2 separate regions of the Homo sapiens genome follow, and region 2 is linked to region 1. Evidence: chromatin loops called from intact Hi-C (ENCODE). Cell type or tissue: heart left ventricle. All regions are shown on one strand. Links, peaks and the distances in the headings refer to the core of each region. The heading gives the core; the rest is flanking DNA. Region 1 holds the start of LOC105377850 (a long non-coding RNA gene). Region 2 holds the start of SDHAF4 (succinate dehydrogenase complex assembly factor 4).

Region 1 (15,484 bases), core at 2,959-10,958:
AAGACACAAAAGAGAAGGAGCAGGATTGGGGTGGTCCAACTCTCACTCCATGGCCAGGCAGTTTTCCCCCGACCCTCTGCCTCTTCTGCAGAGCTATGGGTTCTTCCTGGACATTTCCTGTAGGCTCTCTTACCATCAAGTCCTGGTCTTAAGTACCTAGAGTAACCTGTACGCTCTCCTCTGTACAGGTTTTTCTCCTTCTCACTCCTTCAAAGGGGCTTCTAACAGCGCTGATGGTTTCTGCATGCAAAATCCTGTAGCCAAATCTTACCTTACATTGGCTTTGAACCTTGGTGTAGCCTGAAGATATGTTCAGGCCAAGACTGACATGAATGTGGTGGCGGCGGGGGTGGAGCTGCTCAAGGCACCTGCCTGTAAGACTGTCCACGCTTCCCCACTTTAAAAAGAACTGTGGGTAAAACACACTGTCCTAAGGTACAAAGGCATAGATACCTGAGATTCAATTTCAGCTTGTGTTTCCATAAGCCAGCCATGACCTTTGTAATCCTGTGTTCCTCCCTGCAAATGCTGATGGGGAAGCACAGGGAGAGACTGGCCAGGGACCAGGCTTCTGAGCAAGGATCAAACCATCCATGCTTCTCCAGCCCTGCTGTCAGTTTACCTCTGGTCATCTACTTGTCAACAGATCTAACTCCACTTTTTAATTATCATTATTATGTAATTTATTATTTGTTAGTTTCTAGTGTAGTGCTTTGAGCCTATACAAGCACTTTTTTAAGGTTTTATGGCCTGATACAGTTTCAATTTTTATAAATGTTTCATGAACACTTGAAATAAAGGTATATTCTGTGTCTATTGAGTACAGTGTTTTATATATAATTATTAGATCAAGTTTTTTATATATTCCATTTTCTACAGCCTTTTGTCTACTTAAATCTGTCAGATTTAGATAAGTGTGTTAAACATGTCTACTATGATTATGGTTTTGTCAAATTTTCTATTTTTATCTATGTCTGCCTTTAGTTTTTGGACTCATTGATAACTCATACACAATGGCTGATGAATGCTGTACTTTTGTAGTATACATAGTTTCCGTCAATACAAAATGTTCCTCTCCTTCTCATTCAATATTTTTGTCCTTGACTTCTGCCTTGTTCAACACGAATGTGAACACTCCTGCTCTTTTGTTGTCTGTCCTTCCTTAGGATACTATAGTTTATCTCTTTATTGTCCATCTCCATCACATTTTTACATGTCTTTTATATGAGATATAGCTTTGCTGCTGTGTTTTATTTAGAGCAATTTAATTTTTTTCACACTTAGTGTGGTTATCATGTTTGGTTTTATCTTAGGTGCATTACATACTTTTTTTTTTTTGCTTTTTTCCCTTCTTCTTTTTGAATTCATTTTGGTTTCTCTTCTTCCTCTAATTGTTGAAAAGGTTTTGTTTTATATGTATTCTACTGTGGTTACCTTTAAAATTCCTTATTTAAAATATTTTTAACTGTTTAAGGAGCTTTTAAGGAACTGATATTTCTCTTATCATCATGAATTAAAGCCTCTCTCTGCCCCCCCTCCCCCTTACCTTTTTGAATGAGACTACATCTGCTAGTGGGCACCTATTCTCCCATTTCCTATCCTCTCCGTCACCAGCAGGCATTGAAATATACCAACGTTTTTATTTGAAAACTTCATTTTCACTTTGCTTCTCCTATTTCCAGATTCCAACAAACAGCTTTAAACTTCACAGTCATGTTAGTTACTATCCACTTTTAATTGTTAAAATTGCCACTTTTGTTGCTTACTACTTTATCTGGTACAGCAATCTTCCTATTTTTTAGTTTCTTATTCTAATTCACTTTGGCTAAAGCGCTTTCCTTAAGTGACTTTGTTTTTGTTGTTGTTGTTGTTTGTTTTTTGAGAAAAATATTTGAAATGTCTCTTTTGCCCTCACACAGACATAATGATTTCACGGGGTACAAAAAATCCTAGGATCCATTTCTTTTCTTCAGAACTCTAAACACCTTTCTCCATTATTCTGTATCATTCAGTGTTACAGAAAAAAACCTGATGCTAGTCTGATTTTTCCCTCCTTCATAGAGAAGCAGTTTTCCCCCTGACCCCCTGTGAATACCCTTGGGATTGTTTTATTATTAAATCCTGGCACAGTTGTTCTAAACTTAGGATTCATTCATTCATTCATTCATTCATTCAACAAAAACATACATACCAGGCAAACTGCCAGGGACTGGGGAGAAGGTGGTAAGCAAAATCAGTCATGATCTGCATCTTAGAGTCATTATAGCCCAGGTGCAGGCTTGTCAGGGAGGTGGAATGTTGGCTAATAGTGCAGGTGCACACACGGTGGTGAGTGCTATGAAGGAAGGGTGCGGGTGCTATGTGAAGAAATCTGACCCTCCAGGGTGGACCAAGGATGATTAAGCTGGACTCTGAAGGATGGTGTGGGAGAGGCAGGTGGGTTGAGGAAAGAGCCTTCCAGGCAGAGACAAGTACACGTGATGGCGGGATTGTGAGATGGGACAGCAAGCCACTGAAGCTGAGTGCACAGAGAACACAAGGAAAATAACTTGAGCGAGGCTCGGGGGTGGGGATGCCCAACCATGCAGGGCCTGGGAGGCCATGGAGAAACGAAGTGCAAGGGGAGCTGCAGAAATGTTTTAACCTGGAGCCTAACGGGTCAGGGAGCATATTATTGGGGATAAGAAATGAAGCTGTGGAGCTAGTTAGGAGGTTACTGCTGGTCCAGGTAAGAGATGACGGGGCGTGGGGGTGGGGGTGGGGGTGGAGGTGGCAATGCGGCAGAGGAGGTAGAGAGAGAGACTGGAGTGGTAAACCGGACCGACTGTGAAGCTTTCACAGGGCAGCCGCATACCTGTACATTCTAAGAACTAAGAGTAGTGGTGGCAGTGACGGTTGGCTTAACAGCAGCTACATTTTAGGAAACATTCACAGTGAACCAGGCCTTGTCCTAGGTGCTCTGTCTGTATTAACCTGCTTAATCCTCACAGTGACCCCACTAGGTAGATACTATTACTACCATAATTTACAAATGAAGAAATGGAGGCACAGAGAGGCTAAGTAACTTGCTTAAAAGCTTACTCTGAGGAAGTAGCAGAGCCCAAATTCAAACCTGGCAATGGAATCACTCTCAAAACTCAAGTATTATAGGAACTTGTATCCTGTTTCTTTCTGATTTTTAGAGACAGAGTCTCACTCTGTCACCCAGGCTGGAGTGCAGTGGCATGACTATAGCCTCGAATCCCCTGGGCTCAAGTGATCCTTCTGGCTGAGCCTCCCAAGTAGCTAGGACTACAGCGTGCACCACCACAGCTGGCTAATTTTTTTTTTTTTTTGAAACAGAGTCTTGCTCTGTGAGTCTTGCTCTGTCACCCAGGCTGGAGTGCAGTGGGATGATCTCAGCTCACTGTAACCTCTGCCTCCCGGGTTCAAACAATCCTCCTGCCTCAGCCTCCCGAGTAACTGGGATCACAGGCGTGCACCACCATGCCCAGCCAATTTTTATATTTTTAGTAGAGATGGGGTTTTACCATGTTGGCCAGGCTGGTGGTCTCAAACTCCTGGCCTCAAACGATTCTCCTGCCTTCGCCTTCCAAAGTGCTGGGATTACAGATGTGAGCCACCACAACCAGCCCTGTTTCTTTCTTGATATTTCATATATAGTTATTTTCTAATTCTGAAACTCTTACTGAACATGCTGGATTTATAAGTCTCCTTCCACTGACATTTCTATTTCTTTGTACTTTTGCTCCTATTTTGGAAGAATTCCTGGAGGATTCTTCCAGGAGGGCTTTGGGATCCACTCCTCTGCATTGCAACCCTAACAGTATCACTGACACTTAGAGCCTCGATGCTGTCACCCTCTCACATGAGGTTATTCCAGCAGTCATGCCTTTTATTTACAGGAATCCTTGCTCTCCAATGACTCTTTCCTCACAGCTGCTGGCTCTTGTTTTATGATGCCACATCTTTTAAAATCTGAGAATGAACTCTAGAAATTTTAAAAGCCCTCTCTTGATTCCTATACTCTTTCAGTGGGAACTCCTGTGTCTTGGTTTACTTTTTTTAATTATCTACTCATATTTGCAAACAGAAGTCAAGGCTGAACAGCATTGATGGCTTGTATTGGTCTTTGTTAGCAATTGTGAGAGGCTTTATTTTAGGTACACCTGTGGCCACTTTGAGCGGTTTCCACAGAAAAACCAGGGAGTTACTCAGGGAAACTCAACACTTCAGAGGCGGCTTCACCAGTGGGCTGTGATAGAGCCTTTCCCTCCATGTTAATGGGAGGAAACTGCCCAGAAGTCAGGCAGAACCAGGAGCTTACCACACAACCCCCACCTGATGTGGGGGCATTCTCTGCCATGCGAGGAAGCTGTGTAGGGGCTTGATGGCATGTGTCTGAGGCACGGCCCCCTTCAGCCCACTGGATCTCTGCACTCTGAGAATAGGGGTGTCCAGGGGCTCCCATGAGGACACCATCCTCTTACTTCTCATATGATCCCCCTCCTCTGTCTGTCTGTCCATCCAAACTTAGCCTCACATTTCTCCCAGAAGCTTCATTGTACATGTCCTTTTCTGTTTTCCAGCATGGTTTTAGATATTTTCCTACTTTCTAATCCTGATCTTTTTAATGGATGGAGGAATGTAGAAATGGTAAAATTTATTACAGTTAATTATAAAAAAGACCATACTCTGCCCCCAACCCTCAACCATTCTGGATAAATGAAGGTTTGTTATTCTTTCTCTAACAGCAGACTAAAGCTAAAGAACTCAAACTATAAAACTCTTGGAAGACAACGAGGAAAGCTTCATGAGATTGGATTCAGCAGTGACTTCTTAGATATGACACCAAAAGCACAGACGACAAAAGATCAAATAGGTACGCTGGGTGTGGTGGCTCACACCTGTAATCCCAGCACTTTGGGAGGTTAAGGCGGGCAGATCACGAGGTCAGGAGATCCAGACCATACTGGCTAACATGGTGAAACCCCGTCTCTACTAAAAATACAAAAAATTAGCTGGGCATGGTGGCGGGTGCCTGTAGTCCCAGCTACTCAGGAGGCTGAGGCAGGAGAAAAGTGTGAACCCGGGAGGTAGAGCTTGCAGTGAGCCGAGATCATGCCACTGCACTCCAGCCTGGGGGACAGAGCGAGACTACATCTCAAAAAATAAAAAATAAAAATAAATAAATCAAATAGATAAACTAGACTTCTTCCAAAACTAAAGCATTAGTGCATTAAAGAACAGTATTAACAGAGTGGGAAAGGTAACCCATAGAATGGGAAAAATATTTGTAAATAGCATATCTGATAAAGGATTAATACCCAAAATATAAAGAATTTCTACAGCTCAGCAAGAATAAACCAAACAACTCAATTCAAAAATGGGCAAAGTCCAATATGACTGATATAAAAAGAGGAGAGAGTGGAGAATGCATGCCGCAGAGGAAAGGCCATCTGTGAGCAAGGAGAGGCCTCAAGGGAACTCACATGCTGACACCCTGACCTTGGACCTCCAGCCTCCAGAACTGTGAGAAAATCCATTTCTGTTGGTGAAGTCAAATAAATACATAAACATTTTATAGAAATGTATAAAGGACTTGAATAGACATTTCTCTAAGAAGGAAGTACAAATGGCCACGAAGCACATGAAGTGCAAATCAAAACCAGAATGAGATACCACTTCATCCCCATTAGGTGGCTATTATTAAAAAAACTAATACAACAAAACAGAAGCAAATAAGTATTAGTGAGGATATGGAGAATCTGGAACCTTCCTGCATTGCTGTGGAGAGTGTAAAATGATGCAGCTGCTGTAGAAAATAGTATGGTGATTCTTCAAAAAATTCAAACAAAAAATTACCTGTGATCCAACAGTTCTACTTTGGACATCCAAAAGAATCTAAAGCAGGGACTCGAACAGATATCTGTGCACCAATGTTTATAGCAACATTATTCACAGTAGCCAAAAGGTGGAAACAACCCAAACGTCCATGGCTGTATGCATGGATAAACGAAATGTGGACTATACGTAACAATGGAATATTAGTAGCCTTAAAAAGGAATGAAATTCTGATACATAATATAATATGAATGAACCTTAAAGATATTATGCTCAATAAGCAAAAAAAAAAAAAAAGGGACAAATATGATTCCACTTATATGAGGTACCTAGAATAGTCTAATTAATCGAGACAGAAAGTAGAATTGTGGTAACCAGGGGCTGAGGGGAGGGGCAAGTCAGGAGTTATTGTTTAGTGAGCATAGAATTTTGGTTCAGTGATGGAAAAGGTGTGGAGTTGGACAGTGGTTATGGTTGCACAACAATGTGAATGAATTGAATACCACTGAACTGTCCACTTCAAAATGGTTAAAATGGTAAATTTTATGTTACGTATATTTCACCACAATCAAAACACAGATAAAACTTGCATTCCCAATGAATACAGGCAATCTTTTTGTTTATATTGTTGCTGGTGTTTTTCAGTTATTATGATTAAAATATTCCTGTCCTATGCTCAAATTCTCTTCTTGCTTGAGCAATGGAAGACGTATTTTCTATGGAAGTGACTCTATTGAGCGTTCCCAAACTCTGTCATGAGGTTATCCCACCTGAGATGGACACAGGGGGTGGCCTGGGAAAGGACTGTGACCACTGAGAGACGATAACGAGCCACAGGAAGGAAATAGGAGTCGCTTCTGATCACTTTCGCCCGCCTCTCTTACTCCTGGGTGCACTTCGGGATCACCTCAAGACTCAAAAAAAAAAAAAAAAAACAAAAAAAACCCGCAACCACACAAATACCAGGCCTCACCCTCAGAGACTATATGGTCTCTTTGCTCCTAGGTGGAGCTCAAGTGTGGGTGTTTTTTCAAAGCCCCTTGCCATTTTGATGCGAAGCCATGGGGAGACCCGCTGAATTAGACCCTCCTCAGAGAGCTCTGGAGTATACAGCTCGGCATCCCCCTTTACACCTCCACCATTAAATAATGGCAATGTTGTCTCAGAAGCGAGAAGCTTTAAATCTTAATTTTGATAATCCTTACACTAGAAAAGGAAAACATGTTAAAATTCATGAATTCAGCAAACATTTGTTCAAGCTATTACCATCAGAGACTGTGCCCGGCCTGGAGATGCAGGCAGACCCGAGCGCCCTCCTAGTGTACTCCCGGGCTAGCAAGGCGGCCAGGGGCAGGGAGGACACTGACATGAGCGCCACCTTGTGGAAATATTCATAACTGCATAAGCCAAGGATTCTAGGGGAAAAGGTAGAAAGGGGCATCCACGTGTGATGGAAAATCAGGAAAAACTTCCCAGAAAAAGCGATTCCTGCCTCATCAATGAGTCTGGAAGAGTAACTGGAAATTAGCTAGGCAAACGTGAGAAGAAAAGTGACATTGCATATCCTAGGCTGGAGGGCAGTGTGTGCCACTCTTGGTTTAATCAGGCCCATCAGCTTAGGGCAATGCCGACTGACCACAGCGGTTGGCCTGAGGGATTTAAAATTGAGGTGAACTGATGTGCAGAGTGTTTGGGGTCAGGGTGATTACAGCTGCTCAGGGAGCCCAGGAAGAATGCCTGCAAGGCTTAACTTCTGAAGCCAGTGCAGAAAAATGTGTAGTAGTCACAGCAAACAACCTGCATGCCAAAGAGAGAAGTGGTCTGCACCCCGGCCCCCACGTTAGCAGTGCAGGGCAACAACCCTTAATCCTAACTATTTACATGAGTAAAATAAATAATACCTATTTAACAGATTCTAGATGAAAACTATTACCTACAGATGCTCTCCTAGGGACTCTTAGGAAAGTCGAGGTGGTGAAAAAGGACATTTGCCCCCTTGTGACTTGATTAGAAAGCATGAGAATCATTCTTTTAAATCCTTCCCTATGTGCCATCAGGAATTTGCATATTGAATACTTGTCTCGTGGTCTACATAGACTCACCTACAGGGGCAAGCGGCACTCACATGGCACCAAATGCCTTGCAAATCTCAATGTTACAAATGGCATTTTCTTCTGAAAGCTCAAGTGCTGTTTGTTTAGATTTTCAGCTGGGAAATTTTAACAATGAACACGTATCTGCTCCTAAACAACTCTTTAATGATCTTTTTTGGCTTCGATTTTCTCCTGTTGATCACTCTCTTTTGGGGGTATTTAATCTAAAGTAAGGGCTAGCGTTTATCTCAGCATGCCATCCTGCATGCTGAGCCAATTCATTGAATGATAATGAGCACAGGTCCACCCGCCAGAAGAGAAATGAAGTTCATCATGAGCCCACAGCGGAGTTCAAATGTTCTTAAATACTACCGTTAAGAGTGATCTCACAAAGCTACAAGTGGGTGCAGATTCAAATATTCACAGAACAGCAGGAACTTCTGTATGTATTCGTTTTACTTCAACCTCAACACAACCCAGAAAGCTGGTGCAATGATCCCTAATCTACAGGTATTAGGAAGAAGCAATGATCCCTAATCTACAGGTATTAGGAAGAAACAGATATTCCCCTAGATCTTCAGGCTGCACAGCCTGTATGTGTCAGAGCAGGACCCAAGGATGAGTGATTCTTCCACCCTACAGCTACCTGCATGGACCTCACCACTGTGATAATCAAACAAAACACTGACCTAATTCATCAAAATAAATGTGTGAGCCAGCTGAACCCAAAGGCACAGTCTTGTTTCTTGGTTAAGAGTGACATTCACCAAGTGTCTACAATGTTCTACTCCTGGCTGCTTTGCACGTGATGTCTGATTTTGTGAAAAATTTCATTTTCCCTGTTCTGCAGATGAAGAAACCAAGAAACTGTTCTGCAGGCTCAGAGACCAAGAACTCAGTGACTTGGCTGTAGGTGGGTGAGTTGGAGACCATCTCTGTAGACACACTGACCTGACTCTGAATCCCAGACAACTCACTTAGCATACCTAGGCCTCGGGCTCCTTATATGTAAGTGGGGATAATAAAACTAGCATATCCCTTGCACAGCTAAGTGAGGATTCATGAAGAAAGAACACAGAATGCTTCCAAATGCCTGATGCTTGGTAAATGCTAAGCAAACAATATATAATTATTGAGTCTGCTGGACATCCTGATAGAAAGGAAAACTTCAGGTTTTCAAAATTTTTAGTCCTGGAATGAATGTTTTATTCCATTGAAATCTTGAGGGGATCTCCAATATGTAAATGCAGAGCTGCTAGAATTGAGGTGGACAGAGGCCTGGAAACCCGTCTCCCCACTTCCCCTTCAGCCCTGAAAGGCCTCTGCAGAGCCCTCCCTCTCCACGTCCACCCCACCTGACCCCACTACCAGCTGCTCCAGAGCAAGCACCCTGAGTATGAGCACACAGATGCACATGTGCTCCTTGCCCCACACGCCCACCTCTACCCAGCACAGCCCTGGCCACAGCACATGCAGACAGGACCAGACACAGTACTGTGGGCATCAAATCCCTGCAAGTCTCTAGACTGCACCATGTTCTAGAAATAGATTAAAAACTGAGTGGCAGGCTGCCTATTGCCCCAACACTCTGCCACCTGTCCCTGTGGTTCTATAAGTTGTTGGGACAGAATTACCACCCCCTGGCAGCTGCAGTCCTCTCCCGGTGACAATCACACTGTACCAACCCAAGGACAAAGTCCCAAGCTGGTCCCTAGATCCTGCACTAAAAGGTACCACATGACACATCAAGTCACTCTACTGAGAAGATTCAGTAACTTTATAGTTCTCATAGAAAACATTCATGCATGGAAAACAGCACACTTAAATCACGAATGACTCCAAAGTGGCAGGAAGACAATTCCCTCCATTTTCTTGCAGTATTTATATTCATGAAGCAAAGCAAAACGTCATTAATTTTGACTGCTCATTTGGCTTTGATGATCATCTGATCCGGGCTGGGCTGAAGCTGATCACAGCATTATCTACTGAGAAAAGGTCTGCCAAATAAATTAACCCAGGCAAAATTCCTTGTTGACAAACATTGAGATGAAGGAGACCCAGAATAACTGTCATTCCCACGTCCCTGCAGAGAGCCCACAGAAAGCAGCCTTCAGCAACCTGCCCAGAGTGATCCCTCGACCCCCTCCAGTTTCATGGTCATCATTTATAATAATTTTTTAAAGGTTTGCCTGGTAAACTTGTAGCGGGGACAGCTGCTCTGGGATAGTGCCGTCACTCAGCCCCACTCACAGGCTGGGGCTAGGGGAAACCTGGGGCTGGGATTGGGCAAGGAGTGGAGGGCAGGATAGTCCGGCTTCTGCCTACAGGAAGGATGCATTCTGGGAGTCGGGGTGGCGGAGCCTCAACAATTATAATGAGAGATGTACAACCACTGTGACAAGGTGCAGAGGTATGGGAGGCTGAGAGAACAGCACATTATAACACGGGAGGAGCTATCTTAATTGAAGCATCAGCAAAACCTTCCCCAAGAAGGCAGCCTTTAAGCTGAGATTTGAAGGATGAGTAGGGCTGAACGAGGAAGGAGCATTTCCAGGCAGGGGCATCAGTGCAGGCCCCAAAGGGAAGGGTAGAATGTGCTGGAGGAAGTGATCTCTGCCCGCAAAGATTGAGTAGAGGGGAACAAGAATAGTAAGGTGGGCAGGGGTGGGCCGGGCAGGGCCTGGCAGGTGCCAGTGACAAGGAATTGTTTATTCCAAGAGCATGAGTAGCCCCTGAAGAGCTATGAGCAAGGGACTGCCAAGAATCTGGTTTGCATTCCTGAAAGATTCCTCCTGCTTCGAGGTGGAGTGGACACGGGAGAGGGCAGGTATGGATACAGGAGGCCCAGCCAGGCGTGATCACTGTCTTCCTCACTTTCAGCCTCGACACCCTCCACTGGGACAACACACCCACAGTGAATCCTGAGCTTGAAAACTTCAGTCAGGTGATGTGATTTTTTTTTTTTTTCCTAATATGCAGACTCCTATTTTACACAAAATAGGTGTTCTGGTTAAAAGAATGTTTTAATTACCCAACATCACTGTATTTTCTACACATAAATTACGACTCAAAGGATAATACAAATTACACCAATTAAAATTAACCAAACTTAAATTTAATACATCATTTATCACCATACCATACAACAGAAAAAGGTGTTAAAAAGATCTAAGTGTCTGCTGATTTAGAGTATAATCTGAAAAGGCTGTTAAAATTTTATAAGTCCCCAATAGCTGTGGTATTTAAGACCTCCTCTCACCTCCCAGCCCGCTACGGGCTCATTACCCAGATGGCTGCCTGAGCCTCCAGGCCCAGCCCTCCTCCCCCATTCATCCCACACTGCCAACATGTGGTTCTCAAACTGTATTTCTAATCACATCAGTCCCCTACTTGAAAAATGTCAGACTCTCCAATGTCCACAGAAATGAAGAAAAACTTCTCATCTTAGCACTCAGTCCTCACTATCTGACCCCAGCTTGCCCTTCCCAAGAGCTACACATACCCTGGGATAACTTGTTCCAAAAACACACCCTGCCCATGATCCCTCCCTACCCTGGCCTGGGCCTAGCACGGAAGGTGCCTCTCAGATGTCACCTCTTCCCAAGACCTTTCCCGAAACTCCCCCAGTGGCTGTGGTTTTCTCTTTAAATGTAACCCCCAATCATTCCACTTGTACTCATTTTCGACCCCACGATGTATCTGCCATGCTCTTGTAGACATTCTCTCTCTGCTAGATACAAAACTCCTTGAGGCGAGGGGCTGCTACATTCAGTGTGTGTGGAATTCAGCCAAATGTCACTTCTCCCTCTATTAACATTTGGCGGACGGTCAATTCCAACAACTGGCCCCTCCACCTTCCCAGCCCTTGGCTTCCTTACTTATCTCACCTTTTTTCTGGGAGTCAGAGGTGACTCTATCTAGGTGAACCTGTCCATCTAAGGTCTTGATCTCCCCTCATTTCCTCTCCTTTGGGACTTTCAACACTTATCACTTCTTAAAACTTCAATTTCTCCCCCTCCATCATTAAAGAAAGAGGAAAAAGCTGTTATACCCCTTGAAACTGCCACCATCTGTCTTTCCTACTCATTTGCTGCCGCATTTCTTAAGAGTTGTCTCCTGGCCCTCCTGCCTCCTAGTCATGCTCCCCACCCCCACTGTCCACCCACTCGCCACAAAAGTCAGGGCTTTTAAGCCTCCATTGAATAGAAACTACCACCAGCTGGAAAGCTGGTGATAGGCCGTAGGCGAGGAGGAGTTGGCTGCCGACAGAAGACAAGTATAACCAGGTGCACCGCCTTACACAACCTCAGTCCTTAGAATCAGAACTTGTCAAAATCACACAACCCTCGAGTTGGAGGGGACCTCAGTGGCCATTGCACCCTTCCTCTTCCTAACCCATACCTCCTGGCCACTCATCATCACAACATCCTTTCAAATCCCTGTCCAGCCAAGACAGAACCTCCCCAAGCCTTTCCCAGATCAAATCTCTCCCCCTCTGCTCCATTAGAAACCTAATTTTTTTTTTTTTTTTGAAACAGTCTCCCTGTGTCTCCCAGGCTGGAGTGCAGAGGTGCAATCTCGGCTCACTGCAACCTCCACCTCCTGGTTCAAGTGATTCTCATGTCTCAGCCTCCTGAGTAGCTGGGATTATAGGCATTTGCCACCACGCCCAGCTAATTTTTGTATTTGTAGTAGAGACGGGGTTTCACCATGTTGGCCAGGCTGGTCTTGAACTCCTGACCTCAGGTGATTCACCTGCCTCAGCCTCCCAAAGTGCCGAGATTATAGGTGTTAGCTACCATGCCCGTCCAGAAACCTAACTTTGCTCAGACCATTCTGCTTCCAGCGGTCTTTCTCCCATACTCACCAAGGGTCCTCCTCTTCCCACATCCAATAACGGAATTCATCATTCATCCACCCCTTCTCTCCAGTGACCTCGCCACTGTCCACCCTAACACCCTCTTGCTGGGCCTTGTCTCTTTCCCTGGCTCCCCCCCTGCAGTCACTTTAAATGCCTGCCCCCAGGATGCAATCCGAGGCTGCCACAGAGTCTCCCTGTGGGAGCACATCCATCCCCAGGGCTTCGACACACCCTGGTCCACAGGACTCCAGACCAGAAAACTAAGCTTTCCTAGACTTCACCTGTATGAGGAAAAGGCACAGAAGACCTGTATGCTCCCAGCCTGCTCCTTCCACCTGGCTCTGCTGGCCTGTGTGTCACTTCATTTGGCTGGTCCTGACTTGTATTCTTTATAACACTGATTACAATGATAATTTGTATAATTACAGCACTCTCCTGAGTTCTGTGAGTCATTCTAGCAAATTAGCAAACCTGAGGAGATTGTGGGAAACATCCAGTGTAGTCAGTTGATCAGAAGTGCAGGTGGCCTGGGACTCTCCAGCGCGTGGGGGGCATGTGAAATAAGGGCAGTCTTGTTGGAGACTGTGCCCTCTAACCTGTGGGGTCTGCACCAACTCCAGGTGGTGTCAGAATCTAATTGCAGTACACCTAGTTGTGTTTTTAGCAGAATAAAGTACCTACTGTGTGCCAGCAACTCAACTGGGAACTGCATATACTGTCATTAATGGAGCACCGTGTCCCACGGGCCACATCCTAGAATTAATAATAAGGCACATGCCAATGTTGAAAATTCCTAATAAATATCTGTTTTAAGTTCTCAACTTGAACAAATCTACACCTCCTGGTGAGGGTGAAGATTGATTTAAGCTCAGTTCTTTCAAGCAGTCGTTCTTACTGACACCTCCCTGGAAGTGGCTGAAGTGAGTCTGTCACTTGAAATTAACTGCCTCCCTTCAAAACAGAGCTAAAACCTTTGGTGGACTTCCTCACTTTTAGCCAATCCTCAGATTCCTGAGGTGTAAGAATTGAATTCTGAGGCACAGAACAGTAGAAACCCCCCAGGGCCTCACTGGCTTGGCAGAGCTATATGGCTACTGGTCAGCTTTGAAGCCAACTGCACACCACCAGTGGGGCTGCCTCCAGTGTTTTCTTTCCATCTTGTGGGCAGGCATATTAATTTTTTTAAGTAGTAATCATTATTTTAAAAAATATCCTCCAATGGAACAGAAATAATCTTAATTCTGCCATTATGGTTGTAAACATAAGATTATTTCAAGAACAATGTTTCATGTCACCTGAGAGCAAAATTTCAGTATCAGGCAAGTTCAACATGGCAATAAAATGACAGTGTAAGAACTACTAGAATGACATGAAACATCGCAGTTTCAATGTTTGATACTCAAATGAGTTTCCAGTGATGGGCTATGTGATGACCTCACAGAGATACAAACAGGACAGGCTCTGAGGGGCTTCTACTGAATGTGCTCAAACCCACAAATGTTCCATTTGGGCTCTTAATCCGCTTTGCAAATGCAAGACAGACCCAGGCTCCAATATGGTGCTCTCACTTGACTATCACAGAGCATTTTCAAAGTAGAGCTCCTCAGAGCTCAGATTGTGTGTGTGTGTGTGTGTGTGTGTGTGTGTGTGTGTACATGTAACTTGGAAATGAGGTGGGAAGCACCAATTGAACATGAAGGCCTAAAAGGTCTTTTCCCTCTTCCCAGAGAATAAATGAATTGTATGTGGAATCTAAACAAAGCCACAAATTTTTAAGTTAGAATTAGAACAAACTGCCTCAAAAACAGAATAACTATCCTATCGACCAAATTACTTACACTTAAAGACTTCCAAAAATATCAATAATTTACTGAAAGCTAAGATGCAAAGCAAGTTCATGTGTGAAGTGAAAAAAATTATTTAGTGTGACAAAAGTTGTCTCCTTAGAGACACTTTATTCCTATTTTAAAACCATGATAATGAATACAGAGCAAGGAAATAATTCATATCTTATTATGATGGGTGTTTTTAATATGCTTTGAAAATATACTGAAATGCTTAGAAAAATCCAAACATTGGTCTTGTCATGGAAAAAAGAATTCCCACAGAATTTGGCAGTCCTAGATAGGCCAGCCCTAATGCACAAACACATACATCTTTAATTTTAGAAATATCAATGTGACCCAAATTCTAGGGGAACCAATGCAAATATTCAACAAGTCTATTTGATACCTGATCATCTACATAAAGTTCCTAGATTAAAATCCAGGAAGAGTTACCCAAGTTGCCCTCACCTTGCATGATCCATGCAAGGAAATGGGCAGACATCCCACGTGTTAAGGAGATATGTCTGGGAAGTCCGTGTTGAAACAAGGCTCTGGGAAAATCTGAAGCAAAAGTCTGTCTGCGGCTGCTTGAGCAGTCACAATCCTCACTTAGAAGCCCAAGCTTGGGCTCTTACTTGAGAGTTCCAAGGTGGGAGGCCAGGAAAGGAGGGCTGCACTGGAGGGCCCTGGTGGTCATCTCCGGCAGCTGCCTCACTTTACACAAGAAAACTACATCCCAGAGAAGCAGAAGGACTTTCCCTAATGTTGTCTAAATTTTCTGCTCTAAGGTACACTTCTGGTCAGCAAGAAGCCCGATTTTCAAAAGATACACTATGCCCCATGTTTTCAGGGCCATGCAC
Region 2 (15,484 bases), core at 5,033-13,032, 320 kb before region 1:
GACAGTGCCTAACATGCTGCCTGCTACATGGTAAGTACTCCTTTATTGTACATTTGTGACATCAAAATAACCTTTTCTTAACTTCTGTTCTAGCAAAGGCTAGAGTCCACCTAAGGAAAAAATTCAGAAGAGTCTTAACCTTCAGATGAGTAGCTGAAACTAGATAAATGTCCCTTATTTTAATAGTGAGGTTCTGTGACATTGGGGAACAAGGGGAATCAAATGATGAAGACATGTTTAGACTTCTTCCTGTATTAACATATTTTTAAAATAGCATGGAACCACAAATCCAACCTGACTCAAAATGAAAACTAAGAGGAGAGGTGGGAGTAAAAAGTTTTTTGATGAGTATGTATTAAGTCAGTCTTTCTCTTAAACACCTCTCTTTTCTATATCTGATTGTACTTCTGTGTACTTTTCCCTTCTTGTCATTCCTCAGGCAGCATCCTACCTGTCTTCTGAAATTTAATATTTACCTCTCTAAAGCTCACACGTTCCATGGACACTGTTAGTACTCATTTATTAGTATATAGTAATGCATAAGCATTGTAAACAATGTTTTGCCCCTTAGAAGGCAGTTTATACATTTATGTGGATGTATTCTAATCGTTATCTTTTATGTGCTTAGTATGACCTCAGTAAATCCATTGTAAGAATTAGCTAAACATTGTTTGGGCGCAGTGGCTCATGCCTGTAATCCCAGCACTTTGGGAGGCTGAGGCAGGAGGATCACCTGAGTCCAGGACTCTGAGACTAGCTTGGGCAACATAGCAAGACCCCATTCTACCAAAAATAAAAAATTAGCTAGGCTAATTAAAATGGTGGTGCACGCCTGTGTGGTCCCAGCTACTTGGGAGGGTTAAGATGGAAGGATTGCTTGAGCCTGTGATGTGGAGGCTGCAGTGAGTTGTGATCATGCCGCTGCATTCCAGCCTGGGTAACAGAGTGACACCCTGTCTCCAAAAACAAAAAAAGAAAACAAAAATAAGGAGAGAGGAACACAAGTACTAAATAAACCTATAGACCAAACAGAAGATCATGTTACTTGAGCCAAGCTCACGTTGTTCATCTGACTATAGGAGGTTGCTGTTCTTTCTTAAAATAATTTGGAAATTTTGACTGCCACAGAAACATCTTTAAAGTATTTGCTGTAGGCCAAGTTTATAATTTTGCCTTATCAAAATGTCTCACCATGTCTAGCTTATTTTCATAATTGTTTAATGAGTTATAAGTGACTTAACATTAAAGAAAACTATTTCTTTGTTATAGGCATTGCTTTGAGTTAAAAATACCAAATTTCGGCTGGGCGCAGGGGCTCACGCCTGTAATCCCAGCACTTTGGGAGGCTGAGGCGGGAGGATCGCCTGAGGTCAGGAGTTCGAGACCAGCCTGGCCAACATGGTGAAACCCCAACTCTATTAAAAATACAAAAATTAACTGGGTGTGGTGGTGCATGCCTGTAATCCCAGCTACTCAGGAGGCGGAGACAGGAGAATGGCTTGAACCCGGGAGGCAGAGGTTGCAGTGAGCCAAGACCACACCATTGCACTCCAGCCTGGGCAACAAGAGTGAAACTCCATCTCAAAAATAAAAAAAAAAAAAAATCAAATTTCAAGAATAATGTATAATAAATTTGTTATTTCCACTTGACTAGATAATGTGATTACTTACATTTTCTATAAACAGAACCAAAAATGATAGTTGAAGGAAAATTAAACCTTTTTAAAAAGAGCCATTTTTCTGCTTTATATGGAAATAATGTAACTAAATTTTATAACTTATCTAAAAATTGGCATAGTTTTTTTATTTTCAGTTACTATTGTGAACTAATTTTCCTTTTTTCTGTTGGTTCCATAGGACAGATCTATTCAGAAATGATCCACAACTTGCTTCGACCCGTTCTGCAAAGCAAGGACTGTAATTTGGTTCGCTATAATGTCATCAATGCATTGCCCAATACAGCTGATTCACTCATTGGGAGAGCTGCACATATAGCTGTTCTTGATTCGGAAATATTTTTAGAGAAATTCTTTCTGGTTGCTGCCCTCAAATATTTCCAATAGTATAAAAGCATTGTTAGCGACTGGACAATTACCTCATTCAACAATGTTTCAAATAATGTATTATATTAAAATGTAGATGCTGATAAGTTCTAAGAAATATTTATACCTTTTTATATGGAAGATAATTTATATCATCCATGTTTAGTGCTTTTTAAACATCAACTTTACTTTCTAGGTAATGTGGCTGTGCAATATTTTTTTAATTTTATCTTTTTACTTTTCTATTACTTTTTCATATATTTTGCTACCTAAGTATTTCAGTGAAACTTTAAGCCCATACCTGTGTCTGATTGTTTATTATTGGCTTTCCACAATTCTTACATCAGACTACATTATATTAGAGACCATTATTGCTAGAATAGCATGGGATTTAAAATTTTCTAATACTGGGGGTATTATTTAGTTAATTATAAATTTTTCTTTTCACATTTTACTGTGTTTTAACTGGAAATAAAATTATGGCTGCTACAATATATTTTTTGAAATCAACTTCTGTAGTTCTAAAATACAACTTTATCATACAATCAAACCAGGTAGTTCATATAAAACAGTGTAATACAAGTTTTCTATAAAGTCATTACTGTTGCTTAAACATATTTCATGCCTATTAAAATATATTTTCTACTGGTGATTTCAACATTATTTCTCATACTGACTTTTATTACTGGAAATGTTCCTGTACATGTTGGCAGCAGATAAAGATTTTTGAATGTTTGAATGCCCTCTGCCTTGATTTGGTTGGAATTTTTGCTAAATTGGTAATGTTGCTTGAACTTTATGACTACATTTTCTTTTAACTTTTTTCATGGACTTCCTTATATGTACATAATAATTAAATGTTGAAATTTATGAAATACTTTTATGAATTTAGATAATTTTTAAATATTGTTAAAATTTATTGAACTAAAAAGTAATGTAAATAAAATAATTCATGTTAAAGATGGAACAAAATAATTAACTTTACATGTTTGGTGATACAGATGCAAATGTTTTTGATATATGGAGATGTTGAGTCTTTTGACTTTACTAAAGGTGCTGAATAGCATTAAATTCACTATTTTCCTTTTCTGTTTTACTTGTGAAAATAAAAATGCACTAAGGTTGGGTAGAAGTTCTGTTTGCACTCACTAATTGTGACAGACAGAGGTTTTTGTAAGTATTTATTGTACAATTGATGCATGTTTATTTTTAGCGTTGTTATTGCCTCTGGTGTTAATAAATGAACAAATGGCTATCTGGAGGAACAGCTACAACCCTTGTAATCCTTTGCTTATTCTCTGAATACTAGAGGTATATATATTTTATTTATAACATAGACCAGCCTAATTATATAACTTGTAGCCTTTGTATTTTTATATCTTTTGTATATATTATTATAGTTAAAATAATTTTGATTGCTATTGATAATTATTTACTTTTTAGAAAGTACTCAAAATTTTTATAAACTAATATCCCAAGTGCATTATAACTAGAAAATGTAAATATATTAATTAGCCACCACATATTTTTGCCAAGCACATTTTTTATATTCCTATATCTTGGCTCTGAGTTTGAAATGTGCATATTCAAAGTTTGGATAATTTTCAGGTTTATCAAAGGACTCAATCATATAAATAGTATTTGAGTGGAAATTGCTCTTATCATAGTTGATTGATTAGTTTTTGGTTATTTTAATACAGTTCTAAAAGCACATCTGTGTTCATGGTTTAAAATCTAACAAATTTAACTTACTTGATTTATCTGGGAAACCACCACACACTATTCACCTCCAAATTCAGATTGTGGGAGATGGGGTACAGTTATGGGGGAGAGAGGAAACAATGATCTGAAATGGTATTATTGACTCTTACTTTAGAGAATGAATCTCATTGAAGTATACCAGTAAGAGTTCTTGGTTGCAAACAACAAAAAAAATTATGATCAACCTAAACAGAAAAAGAATTTATTGGAGGAGGATCAGGTAGCTCACAGAATTGATGGAAAGGCTAGAGAGCCAGGTTTGGAAAACAAATAGAAGCCAAAGGAAAGTAGATGACCAAAAGCATAGCCAAGTTCTGATGACCTCAGAGCTAAATGACTGTATTCTTCTCTAGCCAGGATGACCCTGGAAACTGGATTTCAAGTACTTGTTTTATCACTTCAGATTCAAAGCGTAGTAGAATGTCCAACTGACCAAGTTTAAGTCTTGTGCCAGTGCTTGGGCTGTCAGGCATCAAAGACAGCAGATGTATCTGACCTCGTTAGTTTCCACAGTAGAAAATGGGACCCTTTATTCTACCAAGGTTAACCAAACATATGAAATGGGTTTGATGACAGCACCAAATATAAAAACACATCAGGTGTAATATAGTCCATCTTTTTGTCTTCCCAACATCTGCAAGCATAATTCTCTCCATATTTACACATTTAAAATGCATCTTTCTGACATAGTACTACTATCCCTCATCCAGTTTTAAGTCCAGGACCTCAGTGTGATGTTCTCTGATTCTGTAATAATCTCATCTCAATAGTGTGCAACTCATAGACAAAATTGTGACCTAACCACCACCCCTATACATAATAACAGTATAATAGGAAAGAAGCTGGGCGTGGTGGCTTATGACTGTAATCCCAGCACTTTGGGAGGCTGAGGTGAGAGGATCACTTGAGCTAGGAATTCAAGACCAGCCTGGGCAACATAGCAAGACCCCATCTCTAGAAAATAATTTAAGTGAGCCTGGTGGCATGCACCTGTAGTCCCAGCTACTTGGAAGACTGAGGTGGGAGGATCACTTGAGTCCAGGAGTTCAAGGTTGCAGTGAGTTACTGCACTTCAGCCTGGGCGACAGGGAGACCCCCCAACTCAAATATATATATACATATGAAATAAGAGAAAATTTTATAAACATGCATGAGCCAGTGAGGAAGAAAACAAAATAGAGCAGGGCTTTGCAATGTCCGTGCCAAGAATTACCTAGACTACTTTAAAAATACACATTCTAGGACCTTATTACGGACCACCTGAATCAGAATTTTCAGGATAGTGTAAAAGCAGCAGCATGTTTTATGTCCCAAATTTCTCTAATAACACGTCGCAAATACAGTACTTAGTCCTGTCAGTGGTCGTGAATCTAGATGGTTATGACTTCTCACCACTGCCAACTATTTTCTGTTTTCTTTATGTTCAAGCAGCACCTCTGCTGATCAGATTTATGTATCCAGTGGATGACAGAGGATCTGAGGTGTGGGTGGTCTTGCCTATATATGGTTGTAATAGTCTTATATGTAAATGTTACCATTCAGCATGGTATTTTTTAAAATAAAATATAAAAACATGGTATTGTGAGGAGGGATTCCAGGAGACCCCCCTGACTTCTGGTTATACTGTTCTCCCTACTCTCTTTTCTCCATGGTCATCAGGGCCAATCACTCCAGCTAGCACCATCACCACTTTCTCTAACCTTACCTAGAGGAATGAGGTCAAAATGGCTGGGTGGCAATTCCAGCTGGGCACAAAAATTGCTATACCAACAGAACCTGGACTCAGAGATGGCTAGCAAGAGTAGTGAAGGGTCTGAGATTTTATCCTACTTGCAAGGTTACAGGCTAGGTTGCTGCAGTTTCATGGATGATGACAGGATACTCCTGGACAAAAGACAAAACAGCTTTATTACAGCAAAATAGAAGCCAGAGTGTCCGCATATTTGCATCAGTTCCCGTAGCCCAATTCCCACAGTGTGATGCAGAGGGCCGGATGACGTCTGTGCACATGGGGGGTTGCATTACAGAAGAATCCAGGATCAAGAATCAAGCAGTTTTTGAGCAAACAACAAACAAGCTAGTCTCTCTCCCCCAGGGAGCAGCAGTTAAATGGTAGTAATGCTGTGATTGCCTTGACCTACTTAGGTGCCTATATGACTAACTACAGAAACTGCTTAGCATCAGGAGATGGATACGGCTTGCAGTCTGGCACACTCAGTAATAATATACAGGCATGTTCAGGGGCCTTCGGAGCTTGTCTCTTCTCTACTACAATGGAAAGCAAAATATATTTTATATCAGTAAGTCATATGCAATAGTAAGAAGTCAGACCCTTTTCTACTCTTTGATCTCTGTTATTCTGTCAACAGAAGATATATCACCAAATACCGTTGACTCATTTGGAAAATATGACAAATCCTTTAGGGCAGTATCCCAAAGTGTATTTTCTCACCTCGTTCCAAAACAACCTTCAATAAGGCTGTCCGTCATTCCATAAAATCGGTTGCTTTTGGATGATGGAATATATAAGACTGTGAATCCTGCAGGCATTAGTCCCCTGCTTTACATCTTTCACAAGAAAATGAGTTCTTCGGTAAGAAGCAATGTTGTATATGATATTGTATTAAATATGGAGTAGTGTGTTAAGGTATTCAGTAAGTCCACAGGTGAAGTATATAATAAGCATAAATCAGGGAAAACAATCTAAATGCAGAATAATTGTCTCTTCCTGTAAGAACAAATTGCAACCTCCTTCATAACAGTAGGATTTCATTGTAATCAGACCTGCCACCCAGACCACATAAAAGTGTATCATGGGATCAAGTTGGTCACTGCAGTTGGCGAGTAGTGGTAGTAGCCAATCAGTCATGGCAGAAGAAAGACGGTGTTAAAAGTACATGTATGTCTCCATTCTTGCCACCGTGGCTACCTTGTTACTGAGTCCACACCTGTTGTGGGGGAAGGAGGCTGAGTAATTGATGTCCACAGAATGGGTCACTGTTGCAGCCCTTGTGTAATCCCCTTTTGAGAGTGGCCGGGACCTAATAATAGGATACAGTGGAAGTGGTGGGATGTCGCTACCGAAATGAGATTACAGAAGTTCAGGGCTTCCATTTTGAGTGGTCTTTCTTGCTCCTTAGTTCATTTGTCCTGTGGAAAGCCAGCTGCCATGTTGCAAGATAGCCTTTGGAGAAGCCCACTTAACAAATAACTGAGAAGGTTTCCAGTCCAAAGTCCACAAGGAACCAAATCTTGCCAATAATCATGTGAATGAGCTTGGAAGCAGATCTTCCCTTAGTTGTGCATTTATACGAGACTGGGACTTCAGCCAACAGCTTGGCTGCAACCTCATTTAGGACCCAGAACCACAGTCACTCTGGCTTCTAGGTTACTGATCCACAAAAACTGTGAGAGAATAACTGTTTATTGCTTTAAGCCAATAAATTTTGGGATAATTTGTGAGGCAGCAATAGATAACTAATAATCTTGTTCTGATTAAGAGCCCTTCTGCAATGGAAGCTCTTTTTTTTTTTTTTTTTTTTAACGTTCAATAGGACCCAAATGTTTTCATGCTTTGGGACCACTTTGAGAGGTCCTATTCCAAAGACCCAGTCCAAAACTTTTACATTCCCAGTTCCCAGCCACTTGACAAACCAGTCACTGCCTATGAAATGTCGATTTTTATCTCAAGCCATGTCTCTTTTTAGGCAAAGCATACAAGATAAGCTAAATTCTGGCCAGGCACAGTGGCTCACACCTGTAATCCCAGCACTTTGGGAAGCTGAGAGGGGTGGATCCCTTGAGGCCAGGAGTTTGAAACCAGCCTGGTCAACATGGCGAAACCCTGTCTCTACTAAAAATAGAAAAATCAGCCAGGTGTGGTGACATGTGCCTGTAAAAACATAAAATACATAAATAAGCTAAATTATGCATGCTGGAAATAATTTTTTTTCCCTGTTCTGTTCCTTCAGGGCCTCTGTTAAGTGGGGCTCTAAATATGAAAAGCAGTCAGTTGCCAGCTGGGCCAGTTTATTGAGCAAAGCCATCATCCGACTTTGAATTTTTTCCTCAGTCAGCTAGTCACAAGGAATTCATTATTAAACTGTAGATATAAGCTAAAGGTCAAAAGCATGATATTAGGACTGTGAGCTCCCTACAAATGAAAACTGTTTCCGTTTTGACTTTGGCCCAGTTCTGTGTATCCCACTTTCTCTCTTTTTTCTTTTTCTGTTTTTGAGATGGAGTTTTGCTCTGTCTCCAAGGCTGGCGTGCAGTGGCGTGATCTCTGCTCACTGCAATCTCCGCCTCCCGAGTTCAAGCGATTCTTCTACCTCAGCCTCCCAAGTAGCTGGGATTACAGGAATGTGCCACCTCGCCCGGCTAATTTTTGTATTTTTAGTAGAGTGTTGGCCAGGCTGGTCTCGAACTCCTGACCTCAGGTAATCTACCCGCCTCGGCCTCCCAAAGTGTTCGGATTACAGGAGTGAGCCACCTTGCCCGGCCCACTTTCTCTTCGTAAAAGGATCTCCTTATCTAGGAGAACCAGATAATTCTCAGTTCATGATAAGAAGCTTCGATCGTATAACCACTTGATGTCACATGGTCAGACACTACCAAGGCGCAATAGCTAGCCAGAAACTTTTCTTTAAAAGAAAAGACAAAATTCCAGAATTCTGGGGGCCTTCACTATGATTCTGTAAATATTTCCACGAGTTGCACAAAGCATCCAGGTCTGCCACATCCACTCAACGCTATCAGAGCTGGTGGGATGTAAGGGTTAAGGGGCAGAGCTCATTGCACTGGATCCTGGCCTGGATGGAGAGCCTTTTCTTGCTTTGCACCTCATTCAAAAATGTCGCCTTTCATATCATCTGGTTAGTCGGTCAGAATGGACGAACTAGGAGCTGACTGAACAAAGATTTAAAACACAAAACAGGGAGAATTAGGTAAAAGAAGCATTTTACATGAGTGAGAGAGTAAAAGGTGCTCAATCTTTGTAAACTATAAAAGGGATCTTCCACGGGCCATTTCGGCTCAGACTGACAAGCATGAACGGAACGGAATTATTCCCTCTTCTAACTGCAGCCACGATTTGGCGTTTTAACACCGGGCTCAAGGTAGCCTGGGTCTCTCTTGGCCAAAGAGCCCAGGGATGCCTCTAACTCCTTTTCTAAAGCCGGCCACGGAGGCCCCGCCCTCTGCAGGGAGGCTCCGGATCATGCCCCCTGCTCCTCCCACTACTGCTTTGCGCCTGCGCGGAGGCTCGGGGAGTCGGCGCCATGACCCCATCGAGGCTTCCCTGGTTGCTTAGCTGGGTCTCGGCCACGGCGTGGAGAGCGGCAAGTAAGCACCTGGCCTCGGGGCCACGGTCGCGGGAGGGGTCGTGAAGGCCCAGGCGCAGAGAGAAGCGCCTCCCGCGGAGGAAGCCGCGTGTGTCCTGGCCGTTCGGTGTTGCCAGGGGCTGCCCAGCTTCTCCCGCCCAGCCGCCCACCCGGTGGCCTGGGCAGGTTCCTGCAGCGCCCCGGGTCTCGGGTGGGACTAGAGCGAGAAAATCGCTAAGGCCCTTTCAGCCCCCGGGACGTCCGCTTCCTACCGAGCACGCGGTGGCCCAACAGGACCACAAACGTTCCGGGTTGTTCCTGTGGGAGCTCGCAGGGCACACCGCACTTCGATGCCCCAGAGAAAAATGGAAAAGAAGGCCCTTTGGGAATGGGAGTCATTGATTTACTTATTTATTTACATCATTATTTACAGGAATCCGCGCTCCTGGTCCAGGCTCCAGCAGAAAAGGATTTGTGGCAGTTTACAGTTTATCTTTTAAAAATGGGAAAAGTGCAGAAGTGAGCCAAAGGCAAATAAGTATAACGTAAATTAGATGAAGCCAGGAATTGTCAGTACAGAAAAAGCATTCATGCTTTCAGTAAAACCAACATTTTTAAACCCATTGTTGTTGGAAATTTTTCTCAAGATAATACAGTTAGCAGCCCAGACTATGCAAAACATAATTTTATTTATTTATTTATTTATTTGTTTATTTATTTTGAGATGGAGTCTCGCTCTGTCCCTCAGGCTGGAGTGCAGTGGCGCAATCTCGGCTCACTGCAAGCTCTGCCTCCCAGGTTCACGCCATTCTCCTGCCTCAGCCTCCTGAGTAGCTGGGACTACAGGCGCCCGCCACCGTGCCTGACTAATTTTTTGTATTTTTAGTAGAGACGGGGTTTCACCGTGTTAGCCAGGATGGTCTCGATCTCCTGACCTTGTGATCCGCTCGCCTCGGCCTCCCAAAGTGCTGGGATTACAGGCGTGAGCCACCGCGCCCGGTCCGCAAAACATAATTTTAATATATGACACCTGGAGAAGTTATGTAAGTTGAAAACAGTAATTATTGCCCTCAAATGGTGCCAGATTTCTATGCAATTTGTTTTCCTTTGTGCAATCATTTTACCCAAATACAAACATTTTACTTAATTGTATAAGTTTTAAATAGTCCAGAAATGAATAATACAGAAAGTGAAAGTCCTACATTATCCAAACCTCAAGGTAATAACGTTAAAATTTTGTAGGGTTCATTCAACATCCCCCTTTAACTAGTTTTAAACAATTATGAATTATTCCATATATATATATGTATACACACACACACACGTAGCACACATGTAAGCTATGTAGCAGTCATGTAAGCTATGAAGCACAACCAGCATCTATGAACTTATACTCCAATTTAAGAAATAGTCTCTATTGCCAAGGAGGTCTCTATTTGCTGCTTCCTGATACAACTGTGCAATGGTGTTTTTAATCTTTATAGAAATGTTTTCATATTGTTGATTTTTTTTCAGATAACGCTGTGTTTTGTGATTGAGTCACATTGACGCATGAGGTTGTAGTTATTCATTCAACTGTGTGAACATATGATGCATTTTCCAGTGCCCTTCTCAAAGGACATTTGGGTAATTCCAGAAACACTAGGATTGGGTGCTACACATTCTTGTGTACCTTATTTGTGCATTAGTGGAAGGAGTAGAATTCCTGGAGTATGTTATAGGTCTTTTCATTGTTACAATATAATGCCAAGGTGTAACGGCATTTTCTAATTCTATAGCAATTTTCACTTCTACCAGCAGTGTATTGGAGTTCTGTTGTTCCACAAACTTGCCGAAACTTAATTTTGCCTTAGGTTTTAATTTTTGGCTGCCTACAGGGAAATGAAATGACACCTCATTGTGATTTTGCTTTTCTCTGATTAAAGAAGTAAAACATCTTTTCAAATATTCACTTTTTGTGAAATACCTCTTTCTTTTTTCTTTTTTTTTTTTTTTTTTTTTGAGGCGGAGTTTCGCTCTGTCGCCCGGGCTGGAGTGCAGTGGCGCGATCTCGACTCACTGCAAGCTCCGCCTCCTGGGTTCACGCCATTCTCCTGCCTCAGCCTCCCGTGTAGCTGGGACTACAGGCGCGCGCCACCACGCCCGGCTAATTTTTGTATTTTTAGTAGAGACGGGGTTTCACCGTGTTAGCCAGGATGGTCTCGATCTCCTGACCTCGTGATCCGCCCGTCTCGGCCTCCCAAAGTGCTGGGATTACAGGCGTGAGCCACCGCACCCGGCCTCTTTTTTCTTTCTTTGTTTTTGAGACGGAGTTTCACTCTTGTTGCCCAGGCTGGAGTGCAATGGCGAGATCTCAGCTCACTGCAACATCTGCCTCCTGAGTTCAAACGATTCTCCTGCCTCAGCCTCCCAAGTAGCTGGTATTACAGGCGCCCACCACCACACCCAGATAATTTTTTGTATTTTTGGTAGAGACAGGGTTTTGCCATGAACTCAGGTGATCTATCAGCCTCGGCCTACCGAAGTGTTGGGATTACAGGCGTGAGCTGCCACGCCCGGCCTTTTTTCTTAACAGATTGCTTCTTATTTATATTCTTTACATATATTTGTATGCTAAACCTTTTTTAGTTACGTAAGTGTCAAATACCTCAATTTGTGGTTTGTTTCTGTCACTGCTAGGCAGAATAGAATAACGGGTCTGCATGTGTAATCATGCAGCTTCAATATAAAAGGTATCTTAATAAACAGATGTTTATAATTTTATCTATAAAATTTTGTCTTGATCCTTTTGTTTATTGTGACTGCCTTGTGGTCTTGTCTAAGAAACCCTTCTGTACCCTAAAGTCATGGACATAATCTCTTATATTTTCTTCTCAAAGGTTTATAGTTTTGCTTTTCACATTTAAGCCTTTATTCTACCAGGAATTGATGGTTTGTATATGGTGTGAGGCAGGAAACCAGTTTTCATTTTTTTTCATATCAAACACTTGTCCCAGGTTCATGTATTTATAGGACCTTTCCCCTACTGATATAATGCGAGCCATCATAAATCAAGTTTACTTATACATATAGGCATACGTTTATTTCTTGGCTCTTTTCTCAGTCCCATTGACCTATTTGTCTATTCCTGTGCTGATACTACCTGTCTTGATAATTATAGCCATAACTTTGTTATAAATCTTACTATTTTCTGACTGTTGTTTATGTACAGAAACATGATGCTTAATGATTTTGTATCTAAATTACCTTATTAATTTAAATAATTTACTTTGCAGATTTTGGGGACTTTGCTGCATAGCCATTCATATCATCTGCAAATGGTGACAGTCTAGTTTCTCCCTGTCTAATCCTTTTTTTTGAGAAAGGGTCTTGCTCTGTCACCCAGGCTGGAGTGCAGTGGCGCAATCTCTGCTCACTGCAACCTCCACCTCCCGAAATCAAGTGATTCTCCTGCCTCAGCCTCCCGAGTAGCTGGGATTACTGGTGTGCACCACCATGCCCGGCTAATTTTTATATTTTTTTTAGAGATGGGGTTTTGCCATGTTAGCCAAGTGATCCTTGAGAGCCTCGGCCTCTCAAAGTCCTGGGATTACAGGCGAGAGCCACCGTGCCCCCCACCACCCTCCCTGTCTAATCCTTATATCTTTTTTCTTTCTTTGCTCAGATTTCCAGCACCATGTTGACTAGAAGTGTTGACAGCAAGCATACTTATCTTGTTTATGATTATAAAGGGAATGCATTTCTTTTTATCATTAAGGTGTGATATTGCAGTCATTTAGATAAAATTGCTACATTTTTTTTTAAGTCACCATCTCCTAATAACTTCTAAGGCATGTTTTATAAACGAATCCTCAGGGAAGAGTTCTAGCTATCTCCCAAATAATTCTGTTCTTTTAAACCAAAAAATCTCCGTCTTATGTTTTTGTTAAAACTCTTTATTTTGGATTTACATTTACTTACAGGATTTAATGATCCATAACTGTGGGTCTTCAGAGTCCAAGCCTTTGTGAAATAAAATTTCATGGAACATGAAAAAAAAAATATGGTATTAGCTACAGTTATACCCTTTTTGGGTTAAGGAAGTCTGTTTCTATGTAGAGTTTTGGGATTTTGTTTTGTTTTTGTTTATGTATTTGTATTTGTTTTTTAATGATGAATAAATCTTGAAGTTTACTTAATTGATTTTTCTTTGTCTTACTGAGGTGTTCTTCGTCTTACTGAGGTGTTTATCATTTTCTGCTTTAATCTGTTGAGGTGGTAAATTACAGATTTTTCTGATAGTGAATCACTTGCATTCCTAGAAAATATTCCAAAGGATCATAGTGATTATATTTTTAAATATAATGTTGTATTTGTTGTGCTTATATTTTGTTTAGAAATTGGCCTGTAATTTTCTTCTATTATACACTGAAACCCCTGCCTCCCGGGTTCAAGTTATTCTTCTGCCTCAGCCTCCGGAGTAGCTGGGATTACAGGCACACGCCACCACTCCCAGCTAATTTTTGTATTTTTAGTAGAGACAGGGTTTCACCATATTGGCCAGGCTGATCTCAAACTTCTGACCTCGTGATATGCCTGCCTTGGCCTCCCAAAGTGCTGGCATTACAGGTGTGAGCCACCGCGCCCAGCCTTCCCTGGTTTTAATATTAAGGTTATTCTAGCCTCATATAATGTACTGGGGATTCTACTCACTCTTTTCCCTTCTTTGTTAGATTTTGTTTAAGATTGGAATTATTTGTTCCTTGAGGGTTTGTTACAACTCACCTGCAAAACTGTCTAGACCTGTTCTTCTCTTCGAGGGAAGACTTTAAATTACTTGTTTAACTTCTATAATGGTTATTATTATATTTATCAGGTTTCCTCTTAAGTCAGTTTTGGTAAGTTAACTTTTTCTGGAAAGGTTTCCATTTTGTATTGTTTCAATATATAGGCATAAAGTTTCTGGTATTTTTTTAAAATTTTCTGCTCTCCATATAATATGTACTCTCTTTTTCTCATATTATCTATTTTGCTTTCTCTTGTTTTTTTATAGTAGCCTTACCAAAGCTTTTACAACACTTTCAGTCTTTTTTTGTCTTTTTTTTTTTTTTTTTTTTTTTTTTTTGAGACAAAGTCTTGCTCTGTCGCCCAGGCTGGAGCGCAGTGGTGCGATCTTGGCTCACTGCAACCTCCACCTCCCGGGTTCTAGTGATTCTCCTGCCTCAGCCTCATAGCTGGAATTACAGGCGTGCACCACCATGTCTGGCTAATTTTTGTGTTTTTAGTAGAGACGAGGTTTCACCATGTTGGCCAGGCTGGAACACTTTCAGTCTTTTCAGAGCACCAACCTTTGTTTATTGTTGATCTTCTTTGTTATAAGTTATGCAAAGGATATTTATTGTACAACATGGTGACTATAGTTAATATCAGTGTATTGTATACTTGAAAATTGCTGAAAGTAGATTTTAAATTTTCTCATCACAAATAATAGATATGTGAGTTAAGGCATATATTAGCTTGATTTAGCTATTTCACAATATATACATATTTGAAAACATGCTGTACACCATAAATGTATATAATATTTATCAATTAAAAAATGAAGACTATATTGAAAGTTATTTTTACATTGTAAATTATGTTTTTATTCATTTTTTTCTTATTATCTTATTTTTCCATTTTCCGTGGTTTTTTTTTTAAACATGCAAATGGTGCATCTCACATAAACAGCATATGGCTTGTTTCCGGTTTGTTTGTATGGGGGTTTTTGTTGTTTTGCAGACTAATAGTCTCTTTACCCTTATAATTACTGATAAAATTACATTCCTCTGTTCAGACTCGTGGGTCTGTGTGTGTGTGCACATGCATGCACAGGTATGTGTGTTTTGGGTGGGATTTTGATTTTGATAAAACCTATAAAGATTTTGATTTTGATAAACATAAAGACTTTTGTATAGTCAGTATGTTAAAGCATTTTCTCTGTATTCTTATCTCCCACTTTACTTCTGGGAACACTTTTTTCTTTTTTCTGAGAGACAGAGTCTTGTCCTGTCACCAGGATAGAGAGCAGTAGTGCAGTCATAGCTCATTACACCCTTGATCTCCAGGACACAAGCCATACTCCCGCCTCAGCCTTCTGCCAAGTAGCTAAGACTATAGGCACCACCGTCATGCAGTCATGCCCAGCTAATCTTTCATTATTTTTATTCATTTGTCTCTATGCGTTTTTCTGTATAATTTCTTTGCAACTTTATTCCAGATTATAAATTCTCTTTTCAATTGTATTTATTCTGCTATTTGGCCTTTTTTTTTTTTTTTTTGAGACGGAATCTCACTCTGTCGCCCAGGCTGGAGTGCAGTGGCACAGTCTTGGCTCACTGC

The links. A loop is a pair of places that touch in the nucleus more often than their neighbours do. Peaks named below come from ENCODE experiments on the same cell type or tissue, not always from the same donor. Only the 100,000 strongest peaks of a DNase experiment are listed, where the experiment ranks them.
Region 2: a loop joins it to region 1, with 2.7 times the contacts of the local background. A loop is called at or near these places in 5 of 110 quality-filtered maps.

Annotation. Positions count from the first base shown.
Region 1 is chr6:70,877,335-70,892,818 of GRCh38, forward strand. The region is part of intron 2 of B3GAT2 (beta-1,3-glucuronyltransferase 2); the gene reads right to left. LOC105377850 (a long non-coding RNA gene) reads left to right here and starts at 8,808. Exons shown (of 5, transcript XR_001744196.2): 1 at 8,808-8,850; 2 at 10,818-10,881. In heart left ventricle, for the core only: a CTCF peak has its summit at 7,224 (motif pointing left); a DNase peak (open chromatin) is centred at 7,167.
Region 2 is chr6:70,557,859-70,573,342 of GRCh38, forward strand. SDHAF4 (succinate dehydrogenase complex assembly factor 4) reads left to right here and starts at 9,072. Exons shown (of 3, transcript NM_145267.3): 1 at 9,072-9,146. The coding sequence starts at 9,083. It overlaps FAM135A (family with sequence similarity 135 member A), which reads left to right. Exons shown (of 22, transcript NM_001162529.3): 22 at 1,858-3,316. The coding sequence ends at 2,063. RefSeq lists a silencer at 9,360-9,419. In heart left ventricle, for the core only: no CTCF peak of the experiment used is centred there; a DNase peak (open chromatin) is centred at 9,033; H3K4me3 peaks cover 1,421 bases; H3K27ac peaks cover 531 bases.